Regions from separate parts of the Mus musculus genome. Here region 2 is linked to region 1. The links are chromatin loops, found by intact Hi-C in ENCODE. Cell type or tissue: left cerebral cortex. All regions are shown on one strand. Links, peaks and the distances in the headings refer to the core of each region. The heading gives the core; the rest is flanking DNA.

Region 1 (15,588 bases), core at 2,792-10,791:
TTGATTTTTTAATGTTATTTTTAATCTTATAACCTCTTTTAAAGGTGGAAAAAATAAAAATCCTTCTGCGAAATGTGGATTTGACTGACATAAAGGTTGGCTCGGTAGAGGAGTTCCAGGGACAAGAGTACCTGGTCATCGTCATCTCCACTGTAAGTGCTCGCTCGCTCACTCGCTGTGGCCAGCTGGCATGCGCTTGACATGGCCGGTTATTTAGTGAGTGATCAATCTATTCAGAGAAATGAAAGAACCTGATCCACAGTGTAACAGACTGCACTGCAGACACGGGGTTTCCAAAAGAGCCAATGATAGCACATTGTTTAACCAAACCCAAAGATCAGGAGGCCAGCTACAGAGGATCTAGGAAGAAATAGCTAGTTCATGGAGGGATAAGATGGGGAAAGACAGGCTTGGTAGGAAGCAGAGGTAGGTGGGTCTCTTTGACTTTGAAGCCAGCCTGGTCTACATAGTGAGTTCTAGGGCAACCATGGCTACATAGTGAGATCCTGCCTCGAAAAAAAAAAGAAAAAGATAAAGACGGCTAGGGAACAGAGGGTGCAGAAGTCAGAAGACCCCAGTACAGTGGCCTTTGTACCACCACACAAGGACAGCTCCACTCTCATACCACTGCCTAATAATCTTTAAAATATCTCCATTGCAAGGACATGCTAACTGCAGATAGAAAACTCAGATGCAAAAGAGAAAATTCACACCATCTAAAACTTTCTACCCAACATAACTTGTTAGCATCTGGGGGTCTCCCTTTCTGTAGTGTGCTATTAACCCTGTCTCGTTTAAAAATAAATAAGGTCATGTTGCTTCTTAACCTTCCTGTTTTCAAGTATCAAGAAAAACACTTAAAATACTGTATTTCTTCATCTTTGTGTCCCTAGGTGCGGTCAAATGAAGATAGATTTGAAGATGACCGTTATTTTTTGGGTTTCTTGTCCAATTCAAAAAGATTTAATGTTGCAATCACAAGACCCAAAGCACTGCTGATCATTCTGGGAAACCCTCATGTGCTTGTCAGAGTAAGTTTGCAGGAGGACACTGGGACACTTGATGTGGGATGGGAGGGAAGGACACAGGTCTCAGGAAATGACTTGTTAGCTTCAGCATGCACCTGGCACCCGGAGGGAGACTCAGGCCTCACTCACTTGTCTCTCACTCTCCTCAGGATCCCTGTTTTGGAGCGCTGCTAGAATACAGTGTTAGCAATGGTGTCTACACAGGGTGTGATCTGCCTCCTGAACTCCAGGCTCTCCAAAAGTGAGCACTCCAGTCCACTTCCTAAAAGGTGGGCTCTTTGGACTCCCCAACCCTCCCATATTGCTTCTTCCTTAAAACCCCACGCACCCAAACCCACTGAAGCCTCAGGACCAGCCTAGATGCTTTCTTGACTCTTCTGACCCCTGGGCTGCAGCAGCCACTGTCTGGACTTTAGTGGCAACGCCGCACTCACTACCTTGTGTACTTCGACAGGTAAAGCACCGTGGAGGAAAGAGTGTGGCTCCACGTGTTCACCTTAAGCAGGCTGTGGCTAGACAGCTGTGCCAGGACCTGTGGACATGGTGGAGTCTGCTACAACAGGGAGCCATTGAGCCTCACCCTATGGGCCATTAGTCCAGCCATGCTTCAGTCTTCTGTGACTCCTGCGGCTTCCTGGTCTCAAGACTGAATGTTGGTATGCATGGGACCACTGAGTCAGCTGGGCTGCTCCTGCTTCCTTGGACTGACCTTGGTTCCTAACAGTTAGTTTCTGCCTGTGGGCAATCACTGCCACTACACTCCCCCAAATAAACACTTCCATAACCCCAGACCCCTTTCTGTCTCAGAATGCACCTGTGCCAGTGATAAGGGTTTTGCGCCCTACTAGCTACAATCTTTGGAGTTGGTTCCACCATCATCTGCTGTTTCATGATCCAGATGTGTGTGAAACAGCATGAAAGGCCACCAGCTCCTCTCACCCTGTGAACAGCCTCCGCTGGCTGTGTTGTAATGCCTGGGACCAAGGGTCTTGAATGGAACCAGGCCCACCCAGAACCCAGTATTTCTAGAAGGGGCAGTCAGTTAGGGCCTGTACTGGAGCCCTGCCTGTCTTCCCTGGGCTGTCCCTACATTCAAGTAGATGCCAGCTTCTAAGAGCCTTCATAGGTTGGGGGGATGGGCTCCTTAATGGACCAAACTGGACTTGTAGTCTGCTCAGAGAGCAGACTAAGCAGAGAACTAAAATTTCACCAAGCTCCCTCCCCCAGCGTAGGGGAGAGGCCAGCACAGGTTCTGTGGCTCCACCGTGCTCTACTGTAGGCCCTGCTGCCAAAAGACCTATACTTGGAGGCTGGGCTTTTCAGAGCCCAGGGTGAGCAAGGTGGGGTTTAGCCCTCTTGTGCAGGTGAAGACTGGGATCATGGAGAGATCTACTATGAGATCATAGGACCTCCTGCTCTAAAAGCCTGCCCCCATCCTATTATGATGCTCTCCCTCCATGTCCAGGGACTGGACCTGGGTAGCTGGAGCACAGAGATGAGGAGGACCAAGGAGGAATAATCCCCCAAGGAAAGATCAAGGGCCTCCACCGCTTGGAAACCACAGCGATGAAGGAGGCACTTTCCTTGGGCAAAGAATGGAGAGTCTGGGTGGGCTTTGTTTGGATGAAATTGAGAGCAGCTTAGTTGCTGCCAGGCCTCTGGTACACTGTGTTGTCCTGGGTCAAAACTCAATTGCAGTGTAACCACCCAGAGTGGCCTTCACTTTAGCTGTTTGAACAAGGGAGAGCAGGAGCAAGGGCAGGGCTACACCAAGAGGTGACTAGCAGGTCCCAGGAAAGAAGCCAGTGACTGGGAGTGTCAGGTAGATCACAGTCCATCAGTGACAGGACCTAATCTACCGAGTACCCAGCTAAGGTTAGTCATGGCTTCAGCACATTTCTACCCAGAAACATCCACCTAGCTCAGGGTTAGCCACGTCTGCTCCAGCTTGGACTGTAGGTGAGGCAGGCATAGGGCACATACCTCAGAATCTCTAGAATGAGAGTGATGCAAGATGGGCCAGGATGAGCAGCATCCCAGTCAGGAATAGAAGCCACAGAAGGCCCTGCTCTAGGGATGACAATGCTGTCCAGACCAGTGTGACCACCTGCAAAACAAGGAGCAGCCCTGCCTGGAGCCAGGTAGGCAGAGGCAGACTTCAAACTTGGTCATAGCCCCAAGAAATGAAGAATGTGTCTCCTTGCTTATTTTTAAGTTACCTACATTTTTCTTTTTCTTTTTTTTTTGAGATTTTATTCTTATGTGTTGGGGTGTTTTATGTACAGTGTCAGCAGACTGCAGAAGATGGTATATTATCCTCTGAAGTTACAGCTGATCGTTAGCTGCCGTGTGGGTTCTAAGAACCAAACCTGGTTCCTCTGGAAGAGCAGCCAGTGTTCCTAACTGCTGAGCTGTCTCTCCAGCCAGCCCCCCTTTCTCATTTTTTAAAAATAATTTTTTCTTATTTCATGTACATTAGCACTTTGCCTGGATGTATGTCTCTGTGAGGGTATGTCAGATCACCTGGAACGGGAGTTACATTTTTGAACTGCCATGTGGACACTGGGAATTGAACCTGCGTCCTTTGTAAGAACACCCGGTGCAGTGATGGATCGTTGAGCCATCTCTCTAACCCATGTTTCTCAACTTTTTAAGGCTGCTTACAATGTCATTCAAGAATACTGTAGATTTTGCCATTCTAAAGCAAAGCAGAGCAACCTATATCATATGAGAGGAAAATGCATTAGCATTTTACACCAGCATTGTCCTCTAAAAAGGACGTCCTCCAGAGCTAGAAATGGCTTTTCCTTCTTGAATCTTGTATTTTACTCTCAATGGATTGAACCCCAGTGTAAAATAGTATGCTTATAGGTCAGTGTGAAAGAAAATGTGAATTTTTCTTTCCTTTTTTTTGAGGGGGGGGGGAATATTTTATGTTCTGTACCCAAAATGGAATTTCACATTCATTGCCCATGACCCCAGAAGACAAGTAATGAGCTTTTGCCAAGGAAGCCTAAGCAATGCTTGATGCAGAAGCTTTGGTTTGCTCGATACTCCTGACCCTCTCAGGCATCTGGCCGCAGGTTGAAGTGGTCAGTTGTAAACGAAGGCAGTTCACAAATGGGAACAATGGGATGGGGACAGAGAAGCTGCTCATGGCCACTTGTGAGTCTCTCTTCATCACCCCCTACCACAAATAGAAGGTTCATTGATAAGGGTGGAAAGATACATTAGCCAGGCAGTGATGATGCATGCCTTTAATCCCAGCACTTGGGAGGCAGAGGTAGGTAGATTTCTGAGTTTGAAGCCAGCCTGGTCTACAGAGTGAGTTCCAGGACAGCCAGGGATAGGGATACACAGAGAAACCCTGTCTCAAAAACAAAACAAAAAGATACATTAATTCAATTAATCAGGACTATGTTCATTTAGCAAGATAATAGTAATGGGTTATCCCATAGAGCCCGTGACCCATCTAGCCATAGATTCTTGGCCCAGCAATGTGGGATCACCTTGTGAAGTAGGACTTAAGTCAATCACAAATGGTTGGCTGCTCCCATGATGTTTATGGCACTATTGCTTCGGTGGGATACTAGAGCGGTTGTCGTCACAGACTGCAGGATTCACAGCTTGGTAAGACTGTGTGAAAGGTAGCCAGGAGCACTGCAGCTTCCAGGTCAGTACTTGCTTAGTTTCTCCATGTCCCATGACTCCAGTATGCGGTATAGTCAGCAACAGAGTCTCACTATCAAGTTCGAGGGCAGCCAAGAACAGTGGTAGTAGCCTGTAATATTGGGACCTAGGGAAATTCAGTGGCCAACGACTAAACAACCAGTTCCTGGTACTGGGCTTTTTATTTATTAGCCTCTGGTGTCTAGCAGGGGCATTGTTGCCTCATTACTGGGCAACTCTATTTAAACGTTTATTTTTGTCTTTATTATTGATTTATGTATATGGGTATTGCACCTGCATGTATGTCTGTACCTCAAGAGCGCAGTGCCTGCAGGGGCCAGAAGGATCCAAGCAGACTGTTGCAAGTGACCAGAGGTATTGGGAAAAAGTCCATGGAACTGGGTTCAATTACCAGCATCCATATAGTGGCTTATAATACCTGTAACCCCAGCCCTGGGGAGTTCTAGCCTCCATGGCCACTGCATGCTGGTGGTACACCCATATATAGTTTTTTAAAAGAATATAACTCTCCACCCAGAGTGGATGGATAGAGCCTTTGAAGAGGCATGCACAAATAGATAACAAAGGAGACAACATTTGCGGGTGGGGTGCGGGGGGGTAAGGGAGACCTGCAGGTCAGAGAAAACCAACCTGCTGAGAAGGGGTCAGTGTGCGAAAGCTCTAGGAATCCAAAGGAAAACAAAAAATATAGGGTTCTGAAGGTGGGATGATGGAGTGAACAGCATAACCCTTCTGAGAGGCCAGGGAGGGTGCAGGAAGGACTGCCTTGGGAAGCCTGGGGTGAGGGCTTGCCAGCGCAGCCAGGAATCCTAGGCATGGGGAGTGAATGGCTGCTCACCACCCGCAGGGAGTAAGGTGAAGAAGGTAATGTCTGTGGGAGCAAGAATGCACCAGGAGGAGTCAGGCCTCACGGGACAGCAGTCCCTCCAGGTTTTGCTTCGGTCGGAGGAGATGTTTCCAGATAGCTTATGGATACTGAAGGAAGTTACTACTCCAGACATACACAGGAAAGGCTATGATGGAGAGATACTGAGCCAAGGAATCTTGCAGGAGGCCACGGTCACAAAAGTTTGTGTACAGTAGCTCCTGGGAGGAGAGAACATGTGGGTAGCCCAGAGAGGTCAGGTGACAATCCTAGAAGCCCCCACACCCTGGCCCAGCTCCACGGATGCCGACAGTGGGTGAAGCAGTGAAGATGCTAGGTACAAGCATATCCGCACTGGCTGGCGTCCCATCACAGCGTGTAAAGGGGCGCCCCTGGGTCCGGGACATGGCTGCAGTGAAGAGGCATCCAGGAGCTTTGGAGAGGACGCCCCACGGCATTTTTGTGCAGGCACTAACCTGGGAAAGAGGGTTCGGGCTTCCTTGCCCTTGCCTGCAACAGCTCACACGGCAGCCTCTGCGCCTGTGTGAAGACCAGGTCCGAGTGAGGAGCAAGAGAGCTGAGGTGTAGAACTAGAACCCTTTGGCTACCAGACACGATCTAACCCCAGAGCGGGCGATCCGCCTCTTTCTGTGCACAGGGCTATGGGGGACCAGGGCTTGGCCCAACCCTGATGCAAGGGGATGGTCAATATGAACTCGGTTCGTTTCATTTAAAAAAAAAAATTTTTTTTTTCTGCAAGTCATCGCCAACGCCGCAGCTACGTGGAGGGTGGGGGGGCTGGGGGCGGAGCCACGCCGCGGAGTTGCCGCAGGTAAACAGCCCCCCTCCCCGGCGGGAGCGGGCCGCGCGGCCCAGGCAGGAGAGCCGCCGCCGCCCCCGGGAGGGACGCAGGGCGCGGGCCGGCTACAGCGCACGGCGGGGGCGGCGGCGGCCCGGCGCCCTGGCAGCTCGACCCCTCTCGCGGGGCGGCAGACCCCCGAGCCCCGCCGCATCCCCGCTGACATCCCTCTTCCAGCGCTCCGCGCCCCCCCCCCCCACCGTGACCTCGGTCTCCGTCGCCCCCCGCCGCCCTCTCTGGCGCGCGGCCCCGCCCGCGCCCCCCGCCCGTACCCCGCCGGGCCGCGCCCCCGCCCCCCATGCACCACCTCCTGGAGCAGTCGGCGGACATGGCGACCGCGCTGCTGGCGGGCGAGAAGCTGAGGGAGCTGATCCTGCCTGGCTCGCAGGACGACAAGGCGGGCGCGCTGGCCGCGCTGCTGCTGCAGCTCAAGCTGGAACTGCCGTTCGACCGCGTGGTCACCATCGGCACCGTGCTGGTACCCATCCTGCTGGTCACCCTGGTCTTCACCAAGAACTTCGCAGGTGAGGCAGGGCGCGCGTCCGCAGGTGTTTAGCGCCCAGCGCTCCGAGCGCGCTGGCTCTCAGCGCCAGGCAGCCAGCGCCAGCTAGACCGCACCCACCTGGCCAGCCGCTGAGCCATTGCCCGCAGGTCTCATCACAGACCTTGGGCACCACCTCAGTCTGGCATGAGGGGTTGAGACAGGGCCGCCTGAGACATCTCCTCTGTTTTATTGTTGTTTGGCCTTCCATTCCTTCAGCCTCAAGCCGTGAGGAGAGTAGGCCTGTCCTACACTTGCTGGCCCCCGGGATGAATGGGATGTGGGGTCTGAGTTGTAGCATGTCACGTCACGGGTGGTGGGGGTAGGGAGGGCTGAGGCTTGGAGGAATAGCCAGATGAGGACCAGAGAAGGATGAGTGTTGAGGGCATTGCTCAGGGATAAGTGAAAAAAATCCCATGATGCTGCATGGGGTTCTTGGGGCTGACAGTGTAGGAAAAGTGAGGGTACTCCCGAGGAACTCTGAAACATCCCTTTCCAAAGCTCTTCTATAGAGGAGGCCAGACAGAGGCTGGCCCCGGAGGGCATCAAGCAATAATGGCCCAAGAAGCCACCCTTGACTGGCAAAGGCAGTGTAGGTAGAGGGTAGGGCAGGTCACTGAAGAGTGAGCAGGTTAAGGAGCTGACGTGTTAGGTGAGTAGAACTGGGCCTGCTCTATGAGGGAGCCTGTGGGTGCGCCTGCGGTTGTACACAGGAGAGTACACATGTAGAGTGGGCCCTGCCTAAGGTGACAGGCTGAGGCACTAGGGAGCTGGCTTCTGGTGACACACCGAGATGGGGAATAGCATCCCCACTGGAGCCGAGCTGAGGCAGACTCAGGTATCCATAGCCACAAATCAAATTGGTGGCCAGAGATGCCAGCTTCATAGCAGGAAGAAGACTGTCGGGGCTCCAGAGTTCCTCTGGAGGTGCAGGTCGCTCTGCCCTCTGCAGCTACTGGGCAACGAGAACAGGTATTTCGATACCCGCTTCTTCACCACCATCCACAGGTGCCTCCCCTTACAGGAAACTCCAGGACCTAGTGATGTCCAACCTGAGCTGAGGGCAGGCATCCTTCAGACTATTTAAGGCCACGCCAAAGGTGGAGGAAGTTCTCCTGGTCTCCATCCTTGAACACCAGAGTCCCTGACACTCAGGCACACCCAGGTGTGTGTATAAAGGGGGCCTTTGGCCATGTTGATCACAGTACCAGCAACGGGGTGGCTGCCTTACAACCGACGTGTACCTTACAGTTCCAGGAGCCAGAAGTCCAAACTCCAGGTATAGGGAGGGCTGAGTTCTCTCCAAAGCCCTTTCTTCCTGATGAGTGGTACCTATAGACTTTCCCTGGTATTCCTTGGTGGTATAGCTGTATACCACCCAAGCTCTGTGTCTGTCCTCTGTTGGGAATTTCCCCATGGTAGGGATTATTCTACTCCACTCCCGTTTCAGTTCATTTACAAAGGCTGTTTCTGTCAGTCCTTAGTACAGGGCCAGGACAACAGCAGATACTTGGGGGAACACAGCTCTATCTATGACAGACATCGTAGGGCAGCTTCAGATGTGGGTGGGCTGGGCCATCTTTGGTGATTCCTTGATAGGATCCCTACACCCAGACCCTGCCAGCCCAGCTTGTCACCTGTGGGACCTCCAGACACCCTGCATCCAACTGGGCCTGGAACCAACAAGATGTCCCCCAAGTTAGCCCCGATCCTGGACCTGCTGCTTCAAACCCCCTGTGCTTGCTTGCTTGCTTGCTTGCTTGCTTGCTTGCTTTTTTGTTGTTCTTGTTGTTGTTGGGTTTTTTTTGTTGTTTTTTGTTTTTTTGAGACAGGGTTTCTCTGTGTAGCCCTGGCTGTCCTGGCATGCACTCTGTAGGCAAGCGGGCCTCAAACTCAGAAATCCACCTGCCTCTGCCTCCCAAGTGCTGGGATTAAAGGCGTGCACCACCACCACCCGGCCCCCTGTGCTTTCCCACAGACATTTCCTAAGCCCTCCTATCCATGCTGAGCTAGGCCTACCACAAATGTGAGGAGGAGTCCCAGGGCCTACGCAGCACAGACAAGCCCCTATGCCTGACCAGGAAATCTACTCTTGGCTGGGAGGATAGAGAAACTGAACAACCAGCCTTACTCCTAACCTTTGCCCTCCCTGATTTCCTACACAATTCTGAAACAGTGATTGCTTCTCTTGGCTTTGATTCAGGATAGCCCAGTCGCCGCTTGGGGCTCTTCACCGTCCTTTTGTCCCACAGAAGCTAGAAGCATCCAGGGACCCCAAACACAAGTGAATCGGATGTGGGGAAAGTATGCCTTAGTGGCTCCTTCTCCCATGGCCCCATCATTTCTTGGGGACCCCTTGGTGAGAACACAGGAGAAGGTAGGACAGGGACATATCCAGGACCCTGCTCCAGGGCTCTCAGTGGTGACTGCCTGCCTGAAAGATTTCATTCATCTGGCCTCCAGATCTGTGAGGTACCTGTCTGCTGTTTTAAGCCCACCACCCCACTTCTAGTAATAGTACCCAGTGTGGCCAACGGCCCCTCCATTTTTTTTTTTCTGCATACACCTGGGTCCTGCCTATAGGGGCATTTAGTCCTGAATGTCAAATGCTGTGTGGATAACCCTCATAGAAGGAGCCTGCCCTCCATAGAGTGGGTTGTGCTATGTTTCCCCACCCCTGAGCCCAGCACTGGTGATCTCCACCCAGCAGAGGTAGAGATCAAGGTTTAGGGGTGGTCCAAGAAAATCTCAGACGACTCCTGTCTAGAGACCGGCTGGTATTGGAGCCAGGGCAGCTGTGAAATAACCCCCCTGCCACTCAGGCAGGGGTGAGAAGTCAATACACAAAGGCCAGAAGTGGGGGGAGGGGGAAGAGGCAAAGAGCCACCAGATCTCTCAGGTCCCATGTACGTGGGCGTATTTTGGGATATCACCTGTGTGTGAGCATCTATCTGGCTCACAGAAGCTGGGTGTTACCCAATGTGTGCCTCCTTCTCAGCACTCTCTTCCTTAAGGAAGGAAAACCAAAGTGCCGTATACTGACAAGCACGGGTGGGTCCAGCACCCGGCTGCTGGCCTTTCCCTGGGGATCCCACCCAGTGGGACAGATCTCTGTGGTGGGTCTGTGAAATGTGAAGGCACTCAGATACCAGCCCGTCTCCTTTTTTCCTGTGGTCCCTGAAAGTCAACCCTCTCTGTCCTGAGTATGGGTCCCTACCCCAGACCTGCAGCACTCTGAAGCATCTACCCATACCACTGCAGGAAGTATCGGGACGGAGTACTCCCCCCACGCACATACACATATGAGGCAGGCAGCTTGTAAGAAGCCAGGGCCACCTGTTATCTGCCCACACTGCTGGAACAGACTAGCACAAACTCTGGCTTTAAACAATGTTCAGGACTAGGGTGTGGCTTGGCAGCAAAACACTCGCTTAGAATACTAGAGGTCCTGGATTGATACCCAAAAAAAGCTGGGGAAATAGCTCAACAAAGAGATGCTTGGCCCTAAGCCTGCCGACAAGATGGGCAAGCTCTCAGCAGGGCTGGTCCAGATGGAGCTTCTATTGGCAAGTCTGAGTGCACCTTCAGGACCGAGCTACACCATGACATTTGGCTCAGGCCTTCTCTATCCATCACTGCCTTCCTTTGAAAGGGACTCTTGTGTTTCCTTGTCCCCCTCAGATAATCCAGGATCAGCTCCCATAAAGTCCTTAATCCCGGCTGCTGTGTCACTTTTACGACACAGAGCAACAGTCACAAGGTCCAGAAGTCAGGATGTGGGAGCTGTCGTCCCACCATGAAGGAGTTGGTGAAGGGTTGGGACCTGCCCTGGGGTGAGGAGAGCCGAGAGATGAGCTGCCTGTGAGCTGGCCAGAGGCAACAGCCTCAGCAGAACCAGAAACCCCTTTCTTGAAAGCCTTTTCCTCTGCAAGTGGCAGAGGCTTAAGTGAGTTGGACCATGCACAGGCTGGACCCAAGGGAGTGGGCAGGAGATGTGTCTAGGGCTCAGGTTCAGCCTCAGCCCTGGGCAGAATTTCAAGTAAAAAAAACCCTACAGGTCTGCTTTTACTATTCAGACCTGCTCTAGCTGGAGGCTGCAGCAGTGCCCTGTGGCTCCTGCTGTTGACCCCCTGGCCATTCTGATGTCAGTCTCAGCTTAGCAGGTTCCTTGGCTAGAAATCTCAGTGTATTCTCATGAGCAGCAGTACTAAGTCCAGGTCTAAGCAGTACTGCCCTGTGGGGAAAGGACCATCCCACAGCACTCTGCAGTGCTAGCCCTGTGTTCACTGAGATGACAGCACTGCAGAGCTAGCTCTGTGTGCACTGCTTTCTTTTTTCCTTTTTTTTCATGTTATGTATATGAGTACACTGTAGCTGTATAGATAGTTGTGAGCTGTGGTTGCTGGGAATTGAATTCAGGACCTCTGCTCACTCCAGCCCTACTCGCTCCGATCTGCCCCACTTGCTCCGACCCAAAGATTTATTTATTATATGTAAGTACACTGTAGCTGTCTTCAGACACACCAGAAGAGACGTCAAATCTCATTACAGATGGTTGTGAGCCACCATGTGGTTGCTGGGACTTGAACTCAGGACCTTTGGAAGAGCAGTCAGTGCTCTTACCCGCTAAGCCATCTCACCAGCCCATGGACCAGCTTTCCTATCTCCTCCTTGAGCCCCTGTACTTACCTAGACAAGAACCCATCCCCCCCTGGGAAATCCCAAGAGAGGGGCCTCAGACAGAAAGCTCCATGCAGCCACTGTGTCAGGACAGAGCATCCGGTGTCCAGGTACCTGCCATCTGGCCCAGTTCAGGATCAGCACAAGTCCACAGCATCAGCACCCTATGGTAGCCAACCATGCGTGAACACCTGCCCTTCAGTTTAGGTTAGGCCCTTTGGTGTCTGCCATGCCATCAGAAGCACCACGCGCCTCTGCAGACACAGGCCAACCAAGGAAGAGCTTGGCCCCACTGGAAGTGCCCATGGGAGTACGGGGGTTCTCTCCTCTTGCTTGCCCAGCTTACATCTTGGCTGGACATCATAGAGATGGGCTTGATTCAGGGTGGCAATCAAATTTCCTGAGAGGAGACCACTCACCCTTCTGTGGCTTTAGGGATCACCTGTAAGAACAAAAAAAAAGAAAGAAAAAAGAATAAAATTCCATTTTTTTTTTCAACCAAGAGAGCCGATTCCTTTGCTTCTCCCATTTGCTCTTCTCAGAGCCCAGCTCATCCTGCCCTGTTCTCTAGGTCCTCAGGGGATCAGCTTTCCCTGACTACCCCTAGCCTCTCCCTTCCACCCCTGGCTATGGCCAGGTGCTCAGCTTCTCCCGTGGACATGGTCCCAGCTTCAGGAAGCCCCAGAACTCACACTTACCTCTGTCTGGCCCACCCAGACCTCCACTGGAACCCTCCATACCTTCCCAGGACCGTATGAGGAAGACAAGTGGCCACACAGCCGCTGGTCTTGGGGTTCCCCCTGACTGGGTTATATTCTGGTAGTCCTTGAGGCCTGTCTTTGACTCTTCATGAAGAGTGGCTACATGGGCAGATATCCCTAAATGGTGACCACGGTCCTAGTCTAAGTTAGAATGGAGCCAGGACGCCTACATGCTGGTACCACAAGAACGTGTAGGCACTGAGGTCTCTGTCCCCTGCCTCTTAGGCCCCTGAAGACATCAAACTGTGATTAATGTCTCTGTTGGTTACTTTTCTTGCTGCTGTAGCAGAAATAACCTAACAGAAGAAGGGTTCGGTCTGCTTTACAGTTTCAGGGAATACCACATGGGGAGAGGGCACATGGCTGGGGTGGCTTGTTCACACGGAGGTGTATATAGACCCTCCCTAGTATCATGCTTCCAGCTAGAACCCACCTCCCAAAGATTCCACAACCTACCAAGACAGTGCCACCAGCTGGGGCCCAAATGTTCAAACGCAGAAGCCTATAGGGGGCATTTTATATTCGAATCCTCACATTAGTCTTCCGGCTAGCCTGGGTCTCTGCCATCTCCCTGTCCAGACTAGCCACTTTGACCCTGTTATTTCCTGATCTCAAGACTGTGGTGGAGGGCTTTAAGCTGGAGCCAGTCTTGAGTGGAAGCGAGATGGCTAAGGTGGAGTTGGCTTGGATTAATGCCATAGGAAGCCATGGCCTGGTACCTAGGGATCATGACCCAGTATGGTGGACTTTGAGCCTCCATGTTTTCTGAAAACAAATTGGAAGCATAAGATCGCAAAACAAGGCTGAGCACAGCCCAGTGCAAGCATATGTGACGCCCTTTGCTTCAGGATGTGTGTCCATATAAGCCAAGTGCAGACAGGCCCCTTGTTCATTTTCAGTGGCAGATCTGGCCAGCCAGTGAGTGTTCCCTATCACCAGCATCCAGGGTTCCCACACTTCCCCTTCCTCCAGGACAGGGGGACTTGTGAGACCCTTTATGCCTGTCACAGGCAGATTTTCCTTGGAATCTGGACCTCTGTGACTCCCTCTGACTATATAGGAGCCTCTGAGCCAACAGTCCTGGCAGTGTTTGCACTGCCACTGTCAGTGGCAGAGATGGTATTTGGTCCATGTGGGATGCTAAAAGAGGAACCCTGGCTGCCCGCATGATCTGTCTTGATCCTCTCTAGACCCTGGTTTGTCCTGTTCATATAGTCTTTATGACTTTTCTTTTTTAAGATGTATTTACTTATTATATGTTAAGTACACTGTAGCTGTCTTCAGACACACCAGAAGAGGGCATCAGATCTCATTAAGGATAGTTGTGAGCCACCACGTGGTTGCTGGGCTTTGAACTCAGAACCTTCCGGAGAGCAGTCAGTGCTCTTAACCGCTGAGCCATCTCTCCAGCCCCTTTATGACTTTTCTAGACCAAGATAAATAGTATAGGTCCGTTTTCTCATTGCACGCATTCAGGTCTTAACCCCCTGGCTAAGCACTTTGTAAGCAGTACTCAGGATCCAGTCCATACACACAACACTGTAATCAGGATATGATGAGGGAAAACTGGCCTGAGAGAAGTTGGGGGGCCGTTTGGGGAACAGCAGTCTCTGCATAAGGCAGGCAGCTCTACCGGAGGGGCTGTAGAGCCCATGAACCTGAGAACCCAGCCACCTGCATAGGGACTGGGTCTGAGCAGAGACAGGATCAGGTCCATCCCATGCCCTTCATCCCAAGACCTGGTCTTCCTCAGGCTAGTCCCACCTCTTGCCCTAGCCCGTGTCTCCTCTCTACCCTCAGAGGAACCAATTTACTGTTATACTCCGCACAACTTCACCCGTGATCAGGCGCTGTACGCCCGCGGCTACTGCTGGACAGAGCTGCGGGACGCGCTGCCCGGCGTGGATGCCAGCCTCTGGCCATCGTTGTTTGAGCACAAGTTCCTGCCCTACGCGCTGCTGGCCTTTGCCGCCATCATGTATGTGCCCGCGCTGGGCTGGGAGTTCCTCGCCTCCACGCGCCTCACCTCGGAGCTCAACTTCCTTCTTCAGGAGATCGACAACTGCTACCACCGAGCGGCCGAAGGTCGCGCACCCAAGATTGAGAAGCAGATCCAGTCCAAGGGGCCCGGCATCACGGAGCGCGAGAAGCGAGAGATCATTGAGAACGCCGAGAAGGAGAAGAGCCCGGAGCAGAATCTGTTTGAGAAGTACCTGGAACGCCGGGGCCGCAGCAACTTCCTGGCCAAGCTGTACTTGGCACGGCACGTCCTGATCCTGCTGCTCAGCGTGGTGCCCATCTCCTACCTATGCACATACTACGCCACCCAGAAGCAGAACGAGTTCACCTGTGCCCTGGGCGCCTCACCTGACGGGCCGGTGGGTAGCGCTGGGCCCACGGTGCGCGTCAGCTGTAAGCTACCGTCTGTGCAGCTGCAGCGGATCATTGCAGGTGTGGACATCGTCTTGCTCTGCTTCATGAACCTCATCATCCTAGTCAACCTCATCCACCTCTTCATCTTCCGCAAGAGCAACTTCATCTTCGACAAACTAAACAAGGTGGGTATCAAGACGCGCCGGCAGTGGCGCCGCTCGCAGTTCTGCGACATCAACATCCTGGCCATGTTCTGTAACGAGAACCGCGACCACATCAAGTCGCTGAACCGGCTGGACTTCATCACCAACGAGAGCGACCTCATGTACGACAATGTGGTGCGGCAGCTTCTGGCTGCCTTGGCTCAGTCTAACCACGACACCACGCCCACTGTGCGGGACTCTGGCATCCAGACCGTGGACCCCAGCATCAACCCTGCGGAGCCTGATGGTTCTGCTGAGCCACCCGTGGTCAAGCGGCCCCGTAAGAAAATGAAGTGGATCCCCACCAGCAACCCGCTGCCACAGCCCTTCAAGGAGCAGCTGGCCATTATGCGCGTGGAAAACAGCAAGACTGAGAAGCCCAAGCCCGTGCGCAGGAAGACAGCCACAGACACACTTATTGCCCCGCTGCTGGACGCTGGTGCCCGTGCTGCCCACCACTACAAGGGCAGTGGAGGTGATTCAGGCCCCTCCTCTGCCCCGCCTGCTGCCTCTGAGAAAAAGCATACCCGCCACTTCTCCTTGGACGTGCATCCCTATATCCTAGGTACCAAGAAGGCCAAGACTGAG
Region 2 (15,588 bases), core at 4,018-12,017, 180 kb before region 1:
ATTGGGAGAGCTTGATTGCAGAGGCGAAGAGACCCTGAGCCCAGAACTGGTGCTGCTTATATAGGCCTAGGAGAGGCGTGTCTCACACCCGGATTGGTTATGCACTATACCTCATTTGCATGTTCCTCATCTGATTGGCTACTCTCTCTCTCTCTGTACCTCACAGAGCCTCATTATCATACCTCATTTGCATGTCTCACATCTGATTGGTTATACTCTCAAAACCTCATTATCATGCCCGGGCCAGGCAGTGTCTTGGCAAAAAGCTTTACTGCATATGTACACATTGGTTGTTTGTCCAAATTTATGTGTGGTGGCCAGCAGTAGCCAGCACCACTCTGCAACGGCACATGTGGCTTCCCACAGACCTGACCTTCAGGTTCTCCCAGTATCCCTCATTCCCAAGCTGTTAAAGGGCATGGCTGGCACATCTTGCTCTTCCTTTCCCCAGAGATTCAATATATAATCTAGACATTTTGGTTTCCATTCTCTTCTCTCTCTCCCTCTCTCTCTCTCTCTGCACACAGGTTCTCTCTCTCTCTCTCTCTCTCTCTCTCTCTCTCTCTCTCTCTCCCTTCTCCTTGGACTCCCTTTTCATGGTGACTTGACTGACTCCCTCTCCTGTGTGGTCAGTGAACTCACCGGAGAGCTGCCCCCAATAAACCTGCCTGTGTACTTTAATTTGGCTTGAATTGGCTCATCTCAGTGGCAGAGATAATTTACCAATCTACAGGGTCTAAGACCTGCTACAGTGAACTCCTCAGGACCAGGACGGGCCTGCAGTTAATTGGCTAGACCCCAGTTCTTCCTGAGACTGCACTGTTGGTCATGCAATAGCTTTGGAGCTGGAGGAGAAAGAACAGACTACCTTAAATGACTCCCTAAGACTCCTGCCTAGACTATGGCTTCCTGACTTGCTTCCTCCCCAATCTGCCTCTCTCCCACTAGGAAAATTACCAGCTCTGGGCTCCCCAACCTCCCTGAGCTACCCAGGCTGGACCTTCTTTAGCATTGTCTGGTGGCTCAGATGATTTTCCATGGGACTAGGTCCTTAAAGCCACATATCTTAAAACTCTCAACCAATATGACTGATTTAAATATATCCTTAGGACCTGGTGGTGGTGGAACATACCTTTAATCCCAGCACTAGGGAGGCAGAGGCAGGTGAATGTCTCTTTGAGGTCAGCCCGGTCTGCAGAGCAAGTTCCAGGACAGCTAGGACCACACAGAGAAACAAACAAACAACAGGACATCCTTAGGACCAGTCAGTTCTGCCAGCCGAGCCTACATGATGCTTAGCAGCTTATGTACGAAGGGTGGTTAGTTTGAACATCATTAAAGCCCCAACCAGGTCACAGCAAGACCACTGGGGTGCCCTTGAGGGGGTGAAATTTGGCCACAAGGATGCTCTTTCTGCCCTTTTGTGATCTGCTTCTTCATCTATTGGACCCAAAGCTAGGATGACTTCCCATAGGGGGAGGCAGGAACACACATGGTCTCCAAGTTAGCTCCAGAAATGAAGTCTTAGTCTTGCTTCAGTGCCAAAGGGAAGTAGTGCCTGGAGACCTTGAGAGCCTGCCTGTTCTTCCTGAGGAGGACAGAGTCTGGTCTACAAGTGTCCTAGCAGGAGAGAAGGCATTCTAGAGAGACACACCAGATGCAGCTGTGAGGTTCACACCTGGTCTGAAAAGGTTGTCTGAGGCAGAGGCCTGAGAGCCCCCAGACAAACAAGCAAGGACTGAGCAGGCAAGAGCTGAGGACCTGGAGGTTCACCCATCTGATCCACTGTCACAGGCTTTGTCTGTGGTGACAACAGGGGCTCAGCCTCTGGCAAGCTACCCAGGCCTGTCAGTGGTACCGCACTGGGGTCCCAGGAGGAGAGAATCTGAGGAAGAGGGTGTTGTTGATTGCTGGCCTTGCTGGACAGACGAGCAGGGCTCTCCACAAAAAGTAGCCAGAGTCTGGACATAGCCCCAGGAGGGGTTTGGAGGAGGCAGTAGAGGACATTGCTAGTCCCAAGTCCAGGGTGAGTGGCAGGGAAACTATCAAGCAGCCCTGGCCCCTGAGCACAGAGCAATGAGTTAGACAGGAGGTCAGGCCTTGCTCATCCCTGAACTCTGCCCCAGATTTCTCAGCAGCTCCAATGCTCTTTCGACAGGAACCTCTGTAGGGGTGGCTACACGTGGCTGCCAGACAGCCTTAGTAAAACCCCAAGCTTTGATTACACAACTGGCCCATTTTTTTGGTTGCCCTGTGGCAGGTTGTGGCAGGGGCTGCCCCTCCAGCATGGACTACTGCCCTCTCCCTGACCACACACCTTCAGGAAAGCGTCTCTGGACAGCAGGTATATTGGATCCTAGCAACTCGAAACCAGACCAGACCCATGTTCTACTTTCTTTTCTGTTGCTGTGTTAAAACACTCTAACCCAGAGCCGGGTGTGGTGGCGCACGCCTTTAATCCCAGCACTCGGGAGGCAGAGGCAGGTGGATTTCTGAGTTCGAGGCCAGCCTGGTCTACAGAGTGAGTTCCAGGACAGCCAGGGCTATACAGAGAAATCCTGTCTAGAAAAACAAACAAAAAACAAAACAACCCCACTCGAATCCAAAGCAATTTAAGGGAGGAAGGGGTTTATTTGGGGTGGGATGCTAATCTTAGCAGTGGTAGGGTAGAGGCTTCCTCCTGAATAAGCCAAAGGAGTTCCCCCGCTCCTTGCAGTGGGCCACTTCTGTCTGACACTGCATGAACCCGGTGGGGAAACTGAGGCTCAGGAAGACTTTAACTACCTAAGTCATAACTCCTAAGCTGGCTCAGGGCTTCTACCTAACTACCATGGAAGAAGATGCCCCCAGGGCAGCATGATTGGACGCCTCCTTCCCAGTAAGAGGCTCAGAGATAGTAACTGGCTGTGATCTGGCCTCAGCCCCTGCTGACCACTCTGCTGGTGTAAGCCACCAGCCCTGCCCAGCTCAGTTGCTAACTGGTCTTCCATTAACATGGTGTCCGGGGGGTGGGAAGTGAGGAGACAGGGGACAGCCTTGGCTCAACCTTTGATCGAGGCTACACCCAAGTCCCAAGGTCCTGTGGTCTACAGAGACAGCTCTGAAAGCTTTGACTTCATTCTTAGAAGACTGGCATATGGCTGCTGCCCTGAAGAAGAAAAAACAGTTACAGTTTTCCTGAGAGAGGCTACAGTTTCTCTTCCCTTCAATCCTTGTGGCCAGAGACGCTACCTCACTGTCCACTCTATTAATAACGGGACCACGAGAAGAAAGGTGCTGGTTATAAGGCCTCAGGCTAGATATGGCAGAGTAGCTGTCTACACTGTTCACTACAGGCCTTGGGCAGGCTTGGGAATGTGTTCCAGGTTTTCTGAGCAGCAGGTGTGTTCAGTCCTAGAACCTAGAGAGCCGACAAGGCCTGGCAGGGGTTGTTGCTCTGATTGAACCCAGTGTTTTAGGTTCCTTTCTGTGGCTGTGCTAAAACATTCTAACCCAAAACAATGTTTAGGTCTTACACTTCCAGGTCATGATCCATGGAGGGAAGTTGGAGTCAGGGAAGGAGCTACAACAGGTACTTCCAGCAGAACCCATGGAGGGATGTTCTGTGCTGGCAAGTTCTCTCTAGCTTACTCAGAGACTCTAGGTCAGCTAGCTTTCTTTTCTTTTTTTTAAAGATTTACTTATTTATTATATGTAAGTACACTAGCTGTCTTCAGACACCCAGAAGAGGGCATCAGATCTTATTACGGATAGACAGATGGTCATGAGCCACTATGTGGTTGCTGGGAATTGAACTCAGGACCTTCGGAAGAGCAGTCAGTGCTCTTAACCGCTGAGCCATCTCTCCAGCCCCTAAGTCAGCTAGTTTTCTAACAGTCCAGGCACACCTGTCTCAGGATGGCGCCCCCTACAGTGTGCTGAGCTGTTGCAGGCTATTTAATCACACCTGAGATTGTATTGTTTACTGGAAGAACCTGTTATTCGTTGTGGTGTGGCTCAGCCTGGGCACACAACTTTAATCCAAGAGTTTCTGCTTGGATATTGTAAACAGGATTAAATAAAGTCAGCCATCGATCAAGAGGTACAGGAAGCAACTAGTTGATAGGAGATGAACATAGGCTTGTTAAGGAAAAAAAAAAAAAACCAAACTTTCGAAGTAAGAGGGAGTCAGAGAGATACACAGGAAGTTGAAGGGAGGGACACTGTGTTTGAAGGAAGTTGTTTGAAAGAGAGGGGATTGCGGGGATTGCATGTCTCAGCTGAGTGCTTTCTCTACCTCTCTGAGCGGGCTTGTAGCTCCAAAGTCTTCATTGGTAAAATCTGATTGAGATTTTGTTAAAAAACAAAACCAAAACCACTGAGCCCTCCCACATCAGTCACCATAGACCATTCATTCCTCATAGACAAAGCCACAGGCCAGTCTCAACTGGCCAATCCCTCCGGTGATATTAACTCAGATGATTCTAAGCTATGCCAAGTTGACAATGAAAGCTAACCAGATCACCCAATGGGGTCACTGGGTCTTTTACTTATCCTGTGGTAGGTGATGGAGAGGGCCAGGGATTAGAAGTGCCCTGTGGTGCTCAGTCCACACACTCACCTGCCATTCAGGCCTCTCTCTTTAGGGCACCTGGAGGCTCCACCTGCTGACTCTCACTTGCCGTCCACGTCCCTGAATCCTGTGTCGGCTCTCTTACATTTCCCCCTTTCCACTGGGGGGGAAACAAATAGCTCTCATAGTGCTTGGCCCTGCCAAAGGGCAGTGACTGAGGCACAAGTAGGTGTCATGCTTTTTGATGTGACAGAGAAGGGACACCAGCTGACGAGAGGGCACAATAGACCAGGCCTATGCCACCGTGTTATATGCCTGGAATCCTAGCACTTGGGAGGCAGAGGCAGGAATGTGAGTTTGCTCTAAGTCCAAGGCCAGCCTGGTCTAGCAATCGAGACCTAATCTCTCTTTCTCTGTCTTTCTGTCTGTCTCTGTCTCTGTCTGTCTGTCTGTCTCTCTCTCTCTCTCACACACACACACACTCATCTCCAAGAGCAGCTTAGGCCTTAAGGAATGAGAAGAGAAAGGCGGGGCTCTGAAGTCTCAGCAAACTGGGCATATGTACTGTAGGACCCTTTTCCTGGTTGGTCTAATGCTCCAGTAGAATAGCCTGCTCTACTAGAGGTAGCTGAGGAAAGGGTCCAGGGACAGGGAGACTGACCTCAGAAGCACAGGTTGAGCAGGGCTCAGGGATGCCTTCTCCTGCCAGGGTCCTGCTGCTGAGAGATGTATGTGATGGGGGCAGAGCAGGCTGCTCAGTGACCACACATGGCAGGGCTCCTGCAGTGCCTACATTAAGCATAAATCCAGGCCTGAAAAGGCCTGGGACTCAATGTTGGCTTCGCTCTAGTTCAGGCCCTGAAGTAGCCTCCTGTGTAGGATGCTAGCTGGAGCTATCAGCCCACAAAAAAGATGCATGCAACTTTGTGTTCTGTACGTGTGTATATGTGCCCAGTGTGTGCATTTAAGTATGTGTAAGCCAGCGTGCATGTGAAAAGTCAAGTGCATAAATGTCTGACTGTGTGTGTGTTTGTGCCCAAGAGTCCATATGTCAATGAAAATGGGTCTCTGTGAGTGCCTATATTTGTGGTTCCATGTATGTCTCTCAGTATATGTACGTGTGTACCCCAGTGTGACTGTATGTGAACTGGTGTGCGTGTGTGTGTGTGTGTGTGTGCGTATGTGTGTGTGCATCTGTGCAGCCTGCTGCGCATACTAGAATGTCCTTCCCACTCCCACCTCCATGTGACCCTGCGGCCACAGTGAGTCAGCCTCCCCTACTCGAAGGGCCAAGTAGCCTGTGGAGGAATCTCCTGGGAGGCAGTTCCTTGGGGATTAGCCAGGGAGCTGGTAGGAGAAAGAAGAAGATGGCCACAGAGGAGCAATCTGGAGCCAGCTAAAGTCAGGCAGGCACAGAGGGGCCATCATCCCAGGAGGCCCTGTGCACCTGGTCCTTCTAGCCAGGCTACTTGATGGGACCCCTGACCCACCTTATGGACAGTATGGTCACATGATGCTGCATCCCTAAGGTGGCGTTGGCCAGTGATGACTTTATAATGCAAGTTTTATTTTTAAAACTTTTATTACATTTATACACACACACATACACACACACACACACACACACACACACACACACACACACGTCAGGGCAGCAGTTGGTTCTCTCCTGAGGCTCCACCAACTCAGGTCATCACACTTGTCAGCAAGCTCTTCTACCTTCTGAGCCATCTTGTCTTCCCATGGGATGCAGGTCTGAAGAATATCCAGGGCTGTGCATCCTGGACTTCATGACATGGACAGTCAGAAGCCCTACCTCTAAGGAACCCAGAGCAAGGGAAAGAAAGCTAGGGTATGTCCCCCAAGGAGTGTGGTGGTAGTATATATGTCTGCTTGAGTGTATGAGTATGAGAGAGAGAATGAGACAGAGAGAGACAGACACACAGACAGACACAGAGACAGAGATAGAAGAGACACAGAGAGACACAGAGGAACAGGGATCGGGGGGATGGAGGGGACAGAGGGAGAACATTTATGGAGGACAACCAGAGAGGCAGGGCTGCGGTGGGCAACAGGTCAGACCCTCAAAGCAGAAACAAAGTCAAGTGGAAAGGACAGTCCCAGCCCAGCCTCAGGAACCCGGACAGGCAAAAAGGAAGGAAGGGGCTAAGATGTCATGGTCCTCCAAGACTGGGGTGGGGGGAGAGGGGAGAGATGAGGTTCAGATGGTTTGGGAGTTAGAAGGTCACACTGACCCAGCCAGGCAGCAGCAGGCTGCACAGACTGGGAAAGAACCTGCCCCATGATACTCATACACGCGAGGGCCCTCCCCCAAACACCCGAGGACAAACGTGTGGGAGCAGGCTGGGTCTGTGCTGACCGGTTAGGGCAAGAGGACACTGCTTATCCTGGTGCAGCAGTCCTCTAGGACTGGGTGGGACTAGGGATTCCGGTTGTGGTCCGCTGGCCTTCCCCTGCTCCCCCCTCCGCCCTCCTCCAGCCTTTGGGACATTGTGTCCCCAACACGTGGTCAGCTGAACCCTGCCTCCTCCTCTGGCAGGTACCTGACTCTGCTAGCCAGATTAGTTGTGGGCACCCTGAGCCTGCTATGGGGCCTGAAGAGGGATGGGCCCCAAGGAGGAGGACCGACAAAAGTGACCCTTTGTCCAGGTCACACCAGGACACCTGTGGGCGTGGTATGAGGGACCCGCAGGTCCTAGCTCCTCACATTTAGCCGTAATTGGCTGGTTCTGCAATAACAGCAGCCTGCACAACTCTAGGCCGTAGGCGCTGTTCAATCTTCAACTCCAGCCTTTCTTGTACCTGATGCCCTCGTGGATAAAAACAAGCTGAAAGCCTTTGCCTTCGGGATCTGCGGGTCACCCCAGCCCGAGGCTGGCCAGATGCATGAGATACTGCACTCGGATAGTGGGTGGCGGTGGTCCTCTTTCATCCAGTCCCCAGTGTGGTGGTCTCAAGCCTGAAGCCATGAGAGCATTGAGTGGCTCAGACAGGCAAAGTGGAGGACTTGACGAGGACGTGGTCAAGACACCAGGTCACTTCGCGTATTTGCCCACTCCGGTTACCACGGGGCCACCCCAAGTTTCAGGACGGCGGGTACCCAGACTGCGGAGTTAATGGTCGCAGCGCCCCCTGCTGGCCGAGAGATTTGGGGCGGCAGAAGCTCCAGCTTAGTTTGCAACCCTTTTGGCGTAGGTGTGCACCTTCCTTGTCCTGCCTTTTTCTGCAATGTACCAGCGACCTCAGCTCCAGTCTTCTGCTGGGTTCTCAGGCGATCCTATCCCTCTGTCCCTGTAGGTGCTTTGATTCTTCTTTGAGGAGCTCGAGGTCCGCGGAAAGGCAGCTTCAAGAAGCCAGGTTGGAGAGAATTCCCGACTATGGGCTTTGCCCAGACACAGAATGGGCATTGTTAAAGTGGTTACAAGCTGAACTGCTAAGGCCTGCTCAGGGCAGAGCAGCCTCTGTTTCTTTCAGCTAGCTTTTTTTTTTTTTTTTTTTTTTTTTTTTTTTTTGCAAATTCTTCCTAAACTAATACTCTGAGTCATTTTAAACAGTTCAGAGAATTAAATAGAAACCTAATAAAATCTGCAAAAGGTATTTTTAAAACAACTTCGTTAGGGTGTGATTTACATTCTATAAAAATCCACCGGCTTTGAGCAGTTTCAGAAGTCCGCCCACAATTCTATGCTTTTAGTAAATTTATCTAGCTGCGTATCCATCACCACATCTCGTTTTAGAATATTCCCATCTCCTCCAAGTGCTCTCAGACCCCGCAGATGTCACTTCCTCTTCCCACTGTTAGCCTGCTTGCTCGCTTTATAGATTTGCCTTTTCTGGACATTTCGTTTGGATGGAGTCTCACAACTTGTTGAGTTCAGTCTCTGACAGCTCTCACAGGCGATCATTTTGAGGTTTGCCTGCACTGTGGAAGCAGTAGTTACTTTTGCCACAATGTTTCCTTGAAAGGATAACCCGTCCTTTGTCTCTTCATCAGCTGAAGCAGATTCCAGAGGGTTGAGCACTTTGGCTGGGATGAATGCAGCTATGGTAGAGATTGTGTGGACACACATTTTCTCAGGTAGATACAAAAGACAACAAACAACAGCAAAAGGCAAGAATTGCTGGGTCACATGGCAAGTTTATTAAGGTCTGAAGAAATTGATTACACGTTATTTTATGTTTCCATCAGCATGCTATAAAGGCTCTGCTGTTTCCACATTCATAGCTTGCTACTATACTCCTTTGTTTGTTTGTTTGTTTGTTTAAATGTAGGAGTCAAATCAGAAGAGGGCATCAGATCCCATTACAGATGGTTGTCAAGCCACACCATGTGGTTGCTGGGAGTTGAACCCAGGACCTCTGGAAGAGCAGCCAGTATTTTTAACCTCTGAGCCATCTCACTAGCCCCTACTGTACTTCTTTTGACTGGCCATCCTTGTGGGTTGGAGCGATACTCTGAGTATCAATTTGGGTATCCCACATAGCCAAACACTAGTGATCATCAGCACATTTTGTGTATGTATGTGTGCTTAAAAATATCTATGTCTTTTTTTCCTTGCTATTGTTTTGAGGCATTCAACATCTAACTAAGGACAACTTTAAATTCCTGATCTTCCTACCTCACCCTTCTGAGTTAGCACTGAGAATTTCAGAAATGTACCACCATGCTGGGCTCCACTCCTGTATCTTCTTTGTTACAATGTACCACCATGTTGGGCTCCACTCTTCTATCTTCTTTGTTACACTATCTGAGCAGATGTTTCAACTCTTTACTTGGATCCTATGTCTTGTGTGTATATTATGTGTGTATATGTGGTATATATGTATATGATGTGGCATGTGCATGCCCGTGTGTGTATGTGTGGTACAAACTTACTCATGCACACATACATGTGTAGAAGCCAAGAGTCAATATAAATATCTTTTTGTTTTATTTTTATTTTTATTTATTTATTTATTTATTTATTTATTTATTTATTTATTTTTTAAGTACATTGTAGCTGTCTTCAGACACTCCAGAAGAGGGCATCAGATTTCATTACAGATGGTTGTGAGTCACCATGTGGTTGCTGGGATTTGAACTCAGGACCTTTGGAAGAGCAGTCAGTGCTCTTAACCGCTGAGCCATTTCACCAGCCCAGGCCCAGCCCATCTTGTTATTTTTTTGTAAGTTTGTTTTTTTCAGGCAGGGTTTTTCTGTATATGGCTCTGGCTATTCTGTTTTTTTGTTTTGTTTTGTTTTTGTTTTTCGAGACAGGGTTTCTCTGTGTACTCCTGGCTGTCCTGGAACTCACTCTATAGACCAGGCTGGCCTCAAACTCAGAAATTCTCCTGCCTCTGCCTCCCAAGTGCTGGGATTAAAGGCATGCGCCACCACGCCCGGCTGCTTTGGTTATTCTGGAACTGGCTCTATAGACCAGGCTGAGATCTGCCTGGTATCTTTGTCAGAAATCAGCGGACTGTTTGTAGATGCTTCATGGTTTGTAGATGCTTCATCGGTGTATTAGGCCTTTATTACTGCAGCTTTATAGTAAGTTTTGAAATTAGAGAGCATCTGTCCTCCAACTTGTTTTGTTGTTGTTGTTATTGAAATTGTTTCGGATATATTGGATCCACCTTTTGCATTTTCATATAAATTTTATGATCGGGTTACTAATTTCTACAGATAGAGATGCCTGTTCACATTTTGTACCTGGAGGTGTTTCTCCATTGATTTACAACTTTAATATCTGGACCTTGTTCTACTGTCCCGACACTTACTTCAGTGTATTGTATTGTTTTTGATGGTGGTGAAAATGGACTGTTTTCTCAATTTCATTTTTAGCCTGCTAGCGTCTAGATACATTGTTGATCTTTGTGAATTGCTCTGATTCTGGAAGTCCCCTGTATCTTCATGCCATTTCTCCTTATGCATCACAAATGCACAAGTGGTTGGTTTTTGTTGGAGCAGCAGTTCTCAACTTTGGGGGGTCAAGACCTCTTTGAGGGTCACTTGTCAGATCCTGCATATCAGATATCCTGAGTATCAGATGTTTATGTTATGATTCATAACAGTAGCAAAATTGTAGTTAGAAAGTAGCAACAAAATAATTTTATGGTTGAGGGGTCACCACAACATGAGGAACTGTATTAAAGGTTGATAGCATTATGAAAGTTGAGGACCACTATAGGGAAAAGGGAACCCTAGGTAACTACAAAATGCTGGGTGTTTTGTTTTGTTTTAAAGATCAAAGAAAACTCCACAAATGGAATCTACAGTTTAGGAGATTTTAAGGCAAAATAGTAAACATGCTCAAAAAGGGTGATTTATATATTTAACATAGAGCTGTCAAAATTTCAGCAAGATTTTTCTAAAAATTGCTTGTTGTGTGTATGCATGATGCATGTGTGCGGGTACATGTGCCTTGGTGCCCATGTGGCTGTCAGGGAACAACTTTGTGATATCAATTCCTTCCTCCCATCTGTATGTGGGTTTGGAGATGGATCTCAGGTCACTCTACCTACTAAGTCATCTTGCTAAAGCAAGATGCTAACACAAGATAACACCAAATTGAGTAGGATTCCTTTGTTTAGATGCAGGTCTCATGTAGCTCAGGCTAGACCGGACTTTGACATATAGGTGAGGCTCAACTTTGGGGGGCTCATAATTCTCCTGCCTCCTGCTTCCACTTTCCAAGTGCTATGTGTATACCACCATGCTTGTTTCTAGTAGGATCTTTAGCGAAAACATAGATAAACTGATTCTAAAATGTACATGGGAGGAACAGAACTAGAAAAACTAAAATTGTAGTGGTAGGAATAAGAGTGACCTTAAAAACTTATAATTTGAATGCTTAGTCATTAGGGCACTACTTGAGAAGGATTAGGAGGTGTGGCATTGTTGGAGGAAGTGTGTCACTGAGGGAGGGCTTTGATGTTTCAAAGCCCAAGCCAGGTCCAGAGGCTCTCTCTCCCTGCTGCCTGCTGCTCTGGATGTAAAACTCTCAGCTGCCATGTCTGCCTGAATGCCACCATGAGGACAATGGACTAAGCCTCCGAAACTCTAAGCAAGCCCCAATTAAACACTTTCTTTTATAAGAATTGCCTGGCTCATGGTGTCTCTTCACAGCAATAGAACACTGACTAAGACAAACACCAGGTCTGAGCTAGCAGGCTGCCATGGTGGGAGTTGAGCCTGCAATCCCGGCACCCAGAGGCAGAAGGAACACGCCAAATTTGTCTAGGTCTACACGGTGAGTTTTATGCCAGTCAGAGATTCACAGTGAGGCCTTGTCTTTAAAAGATAGTGGTAGGTCTCACTCTGCCTTATTCGTCAGCATGTGGGGTGAAAGGGAAAATGACGGGTGCGAAGATCAGCAGAGCAGGAGAGATGGTCTGGAAACAGCACGGAGGGAATGTAGGTCTAGCCTCCGTACACATGCACGCAAGTGCATGCTAGAGAGGAAGGGCTGAAGGGAAAGGCAAGGCGAGCTTGCTGGGAGTAGACACAGGTCTGCACATACACAGATGCAAGAGACCTAACTCCTTCAGGTATGGAAACCAGAGAACCCAGATGTGAATCGCCAGGAAGCCCAAGCTCAGAGGCTTGCAAACCCTCATGGGGGTCACACACACACGGGGTCACCCATCAAGAATCAGAATCAGAGTAAACAATGAGGAAGAGAGGTGAGCCCGCAGCTTCCCTGGGTGTCTGAGTGAGCTCTTTGCAGTTGGAGGTCCTTTCCCTAGTGAAATAAGCTGGGGTGGTGGGGTATCAACAGGGGGTTATCAGATGCTCAGCTCCTGGGAACTTGAGGCAGAAATCAGACTTCTAAGTTTCACCTGGCCTCAAGCCCTGAGGTTGTATTCCTGGCTGCCTTCCTTAATCACGAAGCTTGAGGCCCAGGGGAGACTTTGCCCTTCCCCCTATAGCAGATGTGACCCCTTTCCCTGGCCCAGAGGGTTCAGGAGCCAAACCCTGTCTGCTCCCTGGCGACAGTCACCTCCTCTGTGCTCCCAGGATGAGTCTCAGGTCGCAGGAACCGCCCCGCAGCTGCTGCTGGTCCCCACCTGTGCACTACAGCCCCAGGGGAACTGTGAACCTGCTCCAGTAGGCCCGGAGGACAGGGACACGGTGGAAACCAGACCTCCGTTTGGGAGGTGTGGGGCCAGGGATGTGTTTGTGCCAGCTCCTGGCTGGTCCCCCGGGGGGGGGGGGCGCTTCTGCTTGGAGCCAGGATGCACCTGCCCAAGAAACTATGGTTTCACAGGGAGGTAGGTGATCTAATTCACTCCATCCCAGAGTATCCCAGATGCCCTTTTTAAAGGTCACTTTACCTTGATCCAGGCGAGGAGTACCTCGCCTACCTTCTCTCTCCCACATCGCAGTGGCTTACACTCTCGCTGAGTCACCCTTTCTCCTCAAAGCCAGTTCTTACATCCTACACGTGGCCCTGCAACCTCCAGGTGCTGTGCTCATGCGCGGCCCCACCCGCAGCCTCAGAACAGCTTCCACCTCTCTGCCATCTCCTAGGCCCAATCATTGGGTCGGCTCACATCCCCACCGCCTCTCCATGTGCTCCGTGATCTCTGTGTCTTGTCCTTACACATTCTTGGAGCCAATGAAACGCAAAACTATGCTTACTGTCATTTACGTGGCACGGGTCGGGGGCGGTTTGCTGGGTAGAGGACCGGGGATTCACACCAAACGAGACAATCCGCAGCCTTACAAAGCAATGTTTAAACGGAATCAGGGCAGAGCTTTAGAAAAAAAGCAATTCCAATCTATTAACTTTCAACATAATAAGCAGCAGTTTAAAACCACCATTAAAATAACCAGAATTCTAATTGGAAGACGTATTGATTCAGGATGACTCCAGAAGAGTCTGGGAGCTAGACCAGGAGCAGGCTCACAGGGACATGGTCCTCCATCCTGCCTGAAGACTGAGCCGACTCTCGCCTTCTGCTAGCCCTACAGCCCGGACTCCCAGAAGCTCCGGGTTTCTATGCCCTTTCCACCCTCCCCAGTCCTCACCAGGTGGCATCTTCGCAAAGCTCCACTTGGCAGGATGTGTCTTCACTCCACTTGCCTGTCAGCACCAGGACACAGCCTGACTACTCCTTGTTTTGGGTTCTTTGCGCTCAGGCCTGGCCAACCTGGCTCTCTGGGCTGGCGGTTGGGGCCCAGGAGCCCTCATTGGGGTTTTTGCCCAACAGCGCTTCCCATAGTGCCAAGACCGGATTCCTTGGCCTTCCTGCCTGTACTTCGGGAACCCTTTGTTCCAACGATGGGTTGAGATGTCTCCCAGGTGTTTTAATCAAAGGCCCAGGCTCTTCCTGGCTTCTCTTCCTCTCACTGAACTTGGAGTTGAAAAAAAGTGACATCAAGCTGGGGCAAGGGGTGTGTGTGTGTGTGTGTGGGGTGGGGTAAGGGTGTGGTTAGCACAGACCATTAATTCTAACACTTGGGAGGCAGAGACAGTTGGGAGGCAGAGACAGGAGGATCACTGTTAATTGGAGACCAGCCTGTTTTACATATTGAGTTCCAGGACAAACAAGGCTATACAGAGTGACCATGTCTCAATGGGGAACTCCCCCTCAAAAAAAAAAAAAGCTACATTAAAATCAACACGTGAAAAAAAGCCAACTTGCCGGAGGAAGCCTGGAAGCCTTCCTGATCCTGGCATTATCCAACCAACAGAGTGTGCTTGAAACAAAGGTTGTGAAATACGACAAACAGAGGTTGAGGGCTGTGAAGAGCCATATACTTGTAGCCAGATGATGTTTTGGGGGCTTTCCTCAGCTCACTGGCCGACTTGCATCCTTGGGAGTGTCTCTTTCCTCTCTTCTCTCTCTCTCCCCCTTTCTCTTTCTCTCTTTCCTTCCTTCCTTCCTTCCTTCCTTCCTTCCTTCCTTCCTTCCTTCCTTCCTCCCTCCTTCCCTCCCTCCCTCCCTCTCCCTCTCTCTCTCTCTTTCTTTCTCTTTCTGTCTGTCTATCTGTCTGTCTTCTTTCTTTTTTGAGAAAGGGTTTCTCCGTAGTCCTGGCTCTCCTGGAACTCACTTTGTAGGCCAAGCTCACCTCGAACTCAGACATCTGCTTGCCTCTTGCCTTGGATCAAAGGTGCGTGCGCGCTACCACCTGAGAAGACTGCCTCCACAGACGGAGTATTCCTTTCATATAGAGATGTTTCACACAAGAATGCTGAAATACCACTGAGCCACACTCAGGGCCTGAGCACATATGGCTCTTTGTTCTTTCCCAGACACAAACACGCAGTCTTCTAGGAATGTCAGGAGAAATCTCAATCACGGTAAAAGACGGACCTAAACTTTCTTGTGCACCTACTGTCACCCACAATTTATGACTTTATCTTATTGTTTTGTAATACCACGCACAGCATCCCTGCAGTCACTATAATCCCATTTGCCAAAAAGAAGCAGGTGTGGAGGGGGCGAGGTTTCTTAGCAACCCTTTGAGATGTAACTTGAGAGTCGCTGTCTGGTCTTGAACTTCTTGAATCAGAGTAAGGAATCCTGGCTTCTCCTGAGTGGAGGTCTCTGAAGAGATCTCTGAATGCTATGGGAGGCAGCGAGAGGCTATGCCTCCAGCCCTTGTCCCGCTGCAGACAGTTGTCAAAAGAGTCACAGATACTTTCTCATAGGCAGGCCTTTGGACAAGGGCTGCAACAGATCTGTCATCGGCTTTAGGCTTTGGGCTAGGGGTGAAGCAGGAGAAGTCCATATCCCAGGGGAGCAGTCTCTTTAGTCTACTAGTGTCACAATTGCTGTAGAAGGGTACCCTTCTGCGAACCCGTGACCCTCTAACAGACTCTACAAGGGCCTGGATTCCAGAATGACTCTAATTCTCTACTTAGGCACTCTAATTCTCCCTTATAGGAAGATTACAAGGTTTAGTGGCACCTTCCCCTCCTTTATAAATGGGCACCCCTTAACTAAACATGCCTCTCCTCACTTACCCTATATCCTCTAACTTACACATTAGCAAGATCCCTCCTGGGCCGGGCAGTGGTGGTGCA

What was found. A loop is a pair of places that touch in the nucleus more often than their neighbours do. Peaks named below come from ENCODE experiments on the same cell type or tissue, not always from the same donor. Only the 100,000 strongest peaks of a DNase experiment are listed, where the experiment ranks them.
Region 2: it touches region 1 in a loop (2.7-fold over the local background); 1 of 42 quality-filtered maps calls a loop at or near these places.

What each region holds. Positions count from the first base shown.
Region 1 is chr15:89,053,334-89,068,921 of GRCm38, forward strand. It overlaps Panx2 (pannexin 2), which reads left to right and starts at 6,393. Exons shown (of 3, transcript NM_001002005.2): 1 at 6,393-6,966; 2 at 14,225-15,588. The coding sequence starts at 6,741. Mov10l1 (Mov10 like RISC complex RNA helicase 1) reads left to right here. Exons shown (of 27, transcript NM_031260.2): 24 at 45-152; 25 at 894-1,031; 26 at 1,178-1,297; 27 at 1,483-1,819. The coding sequence ends at 1,273. In left cerebral cortex, for the core only: no CTCF peak of the experiment used is centred there; DNase peaks (open chromatin) are centred at 5,944, 6,168, 6,951, 7,221 and 1 more place; H3K4me3 peaks cover 2,190 bases; H3K27ac peaks cover 1,615 bases.
Region 2 is chr15:88,868,848-88,884,435 of GRCm38, forward strand. No RefSeq gene overlaps it. Among named protein-coding and RNA genes, the nearest start is that of Gm38643, 8.8 kb to the right of the region's middle. In left cerebral cortex, for the core only: CTCF peaks have their summits at 7,714 (motif pointing left) and 7,919; DNase peaks (open chromatin) are centred at 7,800 and 8,362; H3K27ac peaks cover 320 bases.